Linked DNA regions of Homo sapiens: region 1 is linked to region 2. Evidence: chromatin contacts called from ENCODE Hi-C or POLR2A ChIA-PET data. All regions are on one chromosome and are shown on one strand. The core of a region is the stretch at or near the end of the contact, and the rest is flanking DNA. Distances in the headings are between cores, read along the strand shown.

Region 1 (2,700 bases), core at 175-2,674, 44 kb after region 2:
TCTGCACTGTGCCTCCCGGCCTTCTATAGGAGCCAGTATTGCAGCAGGAAGATGAGCAAAGCTTGTGGTAACCTAAACCCCTAGTGAAATGAGACTCCTATGGCACTGGGAGGCTGCCTGGACAGCTAACACCTGACATGCTACCTTATCCACATCTACATACCCTGTTACGATTAGAACTTTACTCTCCTCTCAACTCCCATATACTTACACCAGCCTGATAATAATAATTGCAGGGAGAAGTAGTTCACTCCACTAATTATGCTGCTTATAACTGGCACAGAGAGCAGCGATAATTTGGCTTAAAGTAAGGTTTTATGATCCTCATATGTTTAAAGTTTCCTTGGGTTCAAAGCCATTATGATTCAGGCTTGACAATTGTGAGGATGAATTTCAAATATCTCCGTATGTTTCTGTTTTTTTTCTTTTTTGTTAGAAAAGCATTATTTTGAAAGTGCTCCATGTGACAGCTCTTGTTTGCTCCTGAGGTGCCCAGCTATGAATTGAAAATGCTTTATTGCACTCTTTAGAGAACATGTTTCTGCTGGTGTGTAAGGCCTGGAAGCTGTCTGCATGCCAAGGCAATGCCCCCTAAATGAAGTCTTACATAAACCTGACAAAGTGTCTTTAGATAGAAGCAATCTCAATGGGCTACTACAGAGTCATGAAAATAACTGCTGGTCAACCACCAAAACAAAATTTGGCTGAGCACATACTTCTAAAAGCCTGAATCATAGGACTATCATGCCAGTAACATTTCATCATAATATATTTTTTAAATATACTGGTATATTCTTTTCTCTCCTCTTTCCATCCTTTCCTTCCTTTTTTCTCTTTTCCCTTCTCCCTCGGTTCCTTCCTTCCTTTTTTCCTTTCAGAAGACATTGTGCTCACCCTCTCCCCCTTTTTTCTTCCTTCTCGCCCTCTTGCTCTCACCCTTGTTCCTCCTCCCCCACCACATGCTACAGTTCAGACTCTACATTTAATTGTCAACTCACCTGATGCCCCTAGAGTCTACACAACCTACACTGCAAATTTTCATCCTCTCTTGAATTATTGCAATGTTATCCAAACCAGATCTCTCCAGAGGGTGGTTTATCAAGTCTCTCCTCTACTTAACAACCCTCAATTACTTCCCACCAGGTACAAGCTAAAGTCCTACTTCTCAGCTTCACATACAAGACCCCCGCTCCCAGCCCCAAGTACCACCTTCCACCAGTCCTATTCCTAACTTCAGTCTCCACAGCACACCTTAAAACATCCTCCACCCCCCAGAACACTTGACACCTCCCAAACAAGCTATGCCTTATCACAACTCAGAACTGCCCTGTCTGTTCACTCCTTTTCGTGAAAGGCTGAGCCCGTATTTCAGGCAGAAGCCCTTCCCTAACTTCCTCAGGCAAAGTTAGTGACTTTCCTCCTCAGGTTAACATTGCATTACAAACATTTATTACTATCTGTCTCCCCAAATCGGTTAAGAGTTTCTGGGGCAAAGGTGTCACTGACTCACCCACCAGGCAGTTGCTCAACAAAGGTTTGCTGAATGAACTTTGTTCCTTTGAGTTTATCCTGTATATTTTATAAGTAAAAAGAAGCCGCATAGTATGGGGTCTGTAAGTATGAGTTTGTGGGTTCAAATTCCACCTGTGACTTGAGCAGGTTATTTAATATCTTGGTGCCTCAGTTTCCCCATATGTGGAAACTTTCCAACTCTAGGGTGCTTGTGAGAAGTAAACAAGTTGCTACATAGATGGAATACTGCATGGAAAATCGAAAGAGGTGCATGCTACCTGAGTGTTTGTTAAATATAATGGAGGTAATTCTGATACCCCATGGCTGCCTCTGTTGTGCTCACGGCAGAAGGTTCCCAACACCATCAGGACTCGCTTGATTTCAACGAGCAGATCTTTTATTAGAAATGTAAGTGTCTGCCTTACTCCTCCAATAAAAAGAGAGATGCTAACACCAAGAACATTACTCAATCCCATAAGAAAACTAAAAGTGGGCTTATGCCACACTCAGAGCCATTGCACTGGCTAGGGTGTTGGGTCTGGAAGGCATACAAAACACAACACAACACAACAAAACAAAACAAAAACCTAGTTAAGAAACTACAATTCAATTCTTAGACTACCATATATGGGAAAATTCACATTGGTTCTAAACTGTTAAATAGAAAATATGTCTATATTCACAAAAAGAGATGGAAAGAAGTCTAACTTCAGCCAGGTTCAGTGGCTCATGCCTGTAATCCCAGCATTTTGAGAGTCCAAGGTGGGCAGATTGCTTAAGCCCAGGAGTTCAAGAATAGCCTGGGAAACATGGCAAAACCTCATCTCTACTAAAAATGCAAAAAATTAGCCAGGTATGGTGGTGTGTGACTGGAGTCCCAGCTACCTGGGAGACTGAGTCGGGAGGATCACCTGACCCTCAGGAAGTCGGGTCTGCAGTGAGCTATGATGGCACCACTGTACTCTACCTTGTCTCAAAAAAGAATGAACGAATGAAAAGAAAGGAAGGAAGGAAGGAAGGGGCCTAATTTCATGCAATTTGGCTTCAAAAAGTGAGTAGAAGCGAAAATTCAGAGTTCAGAGACAGTCAAAGGGAAGTATGATTCTTTTTGTTTGCAGGTAAATCAAAAGGGAGAGTCTCTGGGTTGAAATTCTGCAAAATATATTTCACTTAAGTACATCCTTCATG
Region 2 (2,700 bases), core at 139-2,638:
GAATGTAATAACTTTTTAGCTTAAAAGCTTGTCCTGGCTATTCCTCATAGCCTAATTTCTTAATCAAGTATATACTGTATGTCTCAGTATATACTACATGTACTATTACAATAGTATTTTTTTCCTTGAGAAAATTTAATTTAATTTAATAATTAATTTAATAGTCAGAGTACAGGTATGTAAGCTCTAGGGAACTTTGTTTCCCAATAGTAAAGGTAGAAGGGAAAATATTTATCACATGGTAAATGATGTAGAGAAAAGGATACAGGTCCTAAGTTAATATTTGATTATTAGCTATTATGATTATGATGGTCTTGGGTTATTATGTTTAGAAGATAGTGGCTACTCATTAATAATTTAGCTCCATAATCTTTGGATGGATAGGATTGCGGACAATTTAAAATTTTCCTATAGTCTGGGCATAGGGCTTATGCCTATAATTCCAACACTTTGGGATGCCATAGCAGGAGGATCGCTTGAGCCCGGGAGTTCAAGACCAGCCTGGGCAACACAGCGAGATCTCTTCTCTACAAATAATAATTTTAAAAATTAGCCAGATGTGGTGGCCCGCACTTGTGGTCTCAGCTGCTCTCAAGGCTGAGGTGGGAGTATCACTAGAGCCCAGGAGGTTGAGGCAACAGTGAGTAGTGATCGCACCACTGCACTCTAGTCTGGGTGACAGAGTAAGACTCTCTCTCAAAACAACAACAACAACAACAACAACAAACAAAAACAAACAAACAAACAAAAAAACCAACCAAAAACCCTCTCAAAGCCCCCCAGAAAACCAAATAAAATTTCCCTATATACCATGTTTGTTAAGTGCCTGCAGGATTTTGTCTTAGTTCTGAAAAACATTGCCAACAATTTGTAATGCACTCACATGTTCCCCTCACTTAAAGGATACTGATACTACCTTACCCTTATTTGGGGGTACATCTTTTCCCTGGCAAGGAATTTTTGCTCATTGACTCACACTTTTCTCAAAACCATAGCATGTAAGTCAAGACAAGAGGACAGAACTAATTCATTTCTGGTAGGATTAGGTCACAATTACACTAGTTTCTTTTTTGACATCATATTTCACCTAGCTGTAGTCACTTTTGTTGTGACCATATAAATCATTTCAGATCCTTAGCACTAAGCAATTTCCTTTTCAAACTTCAAATATTCATTCGCAGGATTATTTTACTCTTCCTATGGTCTTTCCTCCTATTAAAGTTCATTGACCCTTCACCTATTTTTAGACCCTCTGGATCCAAAATAGCAAAGAAAATTAAATATTCAGTTTTTTAAAAAACAAATATCAATACTAAGTACTTGTTGGTTTTGACTCAGAGTTTCAGATACCTCAGTATATGACATCATCACCTGGAGCTCCCTTACCCAAATTCTGTTTACAATGGAAGAATCCGTGTGAAGCATTCAAATGTACACGTGCTTTTTCTAATAGAAAGAATGTAACAGGTTGCTATGAATTAAACACACACACACACACACCCACACACACCACAACTCCACTCTTTCTATCCAGGACCTGCCAACAATAATTTTAGTATTTGCAGGAGGCTGTTAACTTGCAAATCTTTCATTTATTTAAGAAATACTGAGTAGCTACAATGTGTCAGGCACTCTGGCACACCTTTAAGTGCTTGGGGTAATTCAGTGGACAATATAGATTTCCCTGCTTCATAGAGCTTACATTCTAACAGGTGTCCATTTGGAAATCTCTCCAATAAGATTAAAGTGGAATATGACATTAATTAATATCTCTTATCATCTACCACAGGGTTATGGTTATAACTGAATAATTAGAATAAATTGTGCCTGTCAGAAAGAGTGGTCCCTGCTCCACAACAAAATGAGAAGAAAAAGGGCAATGATATATATGCACATAATTCCTTAGCTTTAATCTCAAAATCCTAAAGCTTGTGAAGACAGAAAGTTTTTTCATAACTTAGTTGGTGGCAGAAGCTGACCTGATTTCATATGAGTGTTTCATAGTCTTTATTGATCCAACTTAGTGTAAATATTTGTATGCTTCACTGCAGAAATATTCATGTGTTTGCAATGGGGCATTCCCCCAGATGTCACTGGGGTAGAGTTCTACCCATTGCGGTAGAGCACAATACTATCTTCCCGAACCCCCCCACCCCTCAAAAACCCAAGCAAACAAAACTGAATTATTTCTGGCAAGGATTTTGGATAAGGAACTATGGGCCTGTATGTATGTATCTTTTTGAATCTACCAACCATATTTTCTCAGAAAGGCCTATCCTTTATTTTTCTTGCTTTGGGGGTAGGAAAATATTATTTCTTTATGTTGTGATAGCATAAATATTGGTTTGTTCTGTTTTCAGATAACTTTATTTAGCAAAATAGAAAGATTGTCAATCCTCTATTTTTTTTCTTAACATTATGCTCACCTGTGAAATGTGAAACTCAGGCGATACTGACCTGATCTAACAAACTTGTTGCCTAGACATTCATATTCTAGACATCTGCCCTATTATTTATTATACTTCTTTACAATGATCCACTTAAAAAACTGAACTATTATATCACTACCATAAATGGAAAGCCTGTATCACTTGCCATGAATAGCATCTGATGGCACTTACACAGGCCTAATAATGGTATATACTATATTGAAATACTGTTTATATGGACTTAAATTATAGAACGTTCAGAACAGAAAAC

What was found. A loop is a pair of places that touch in the nucleus more often than their neighbours do. ChIA-PET counts read pairs that join two places held with the same protein, here RNA polymerase II (POLR2A). Pooled maps may share reads with other maps.
Region 1: a map of Caco-2 shows a loop between it and region 2 (3-fold over the local background). The contact joins two enhancer-like sites. A Hi-C loop is called at or near these places in 5 of 168 maps with a recorded cell type or tissue (Caco-2, Calu3, PC-3 and 2 more) and 1 of 50 pooled maps. POLR2A ChIA-PET finds 5 or more read pairs at or near these places in 5 of 52 experiments (HepG2, OCI-LY7, PC-3 and 2 more).

Annotation. Positions count from the first base shown.
Region 1 is chr3:24,315,552-24,318,251 of GRCh38, forward strand. The region is part of intron 2 of THRB (thyroid hormone receptor beta); the gene reads right to left. Among named protein-coding and RNA genes, the nearest start is that of THRB-AS2, 170 kb to the left of the region's middle. Within about 2 kb of position 1,425, at least 4 of the 41 ENCODE cell types and tissues checked have a DNase peak (open chromatin) inside an H3K27ac peak, as active enhancers do; they include PC-3, PC-9 and mammary epithelial cell, where a contact is called at or near this core.
Region 2 is chr3:24,271,648-24,274,347 of GRCh38, forward strand. All of the region lies in intron 3 of THRB (thyroid hormone receptor beta), which reads right to left. Among named protein-coding and RNA genes, the nearest start is that of THRB-AS2, 120 kb to the left of the region's middle. Within about 2 kb of position 1,389, at least 5 of the 41 ENCODE cell types and tissues checked have a DNase peak (open chromatin) inside an H3K27ac peak, as active enhancers do; they include PC-3, PC-9 and mammary epithelial cell, where a contact is called at or near this core.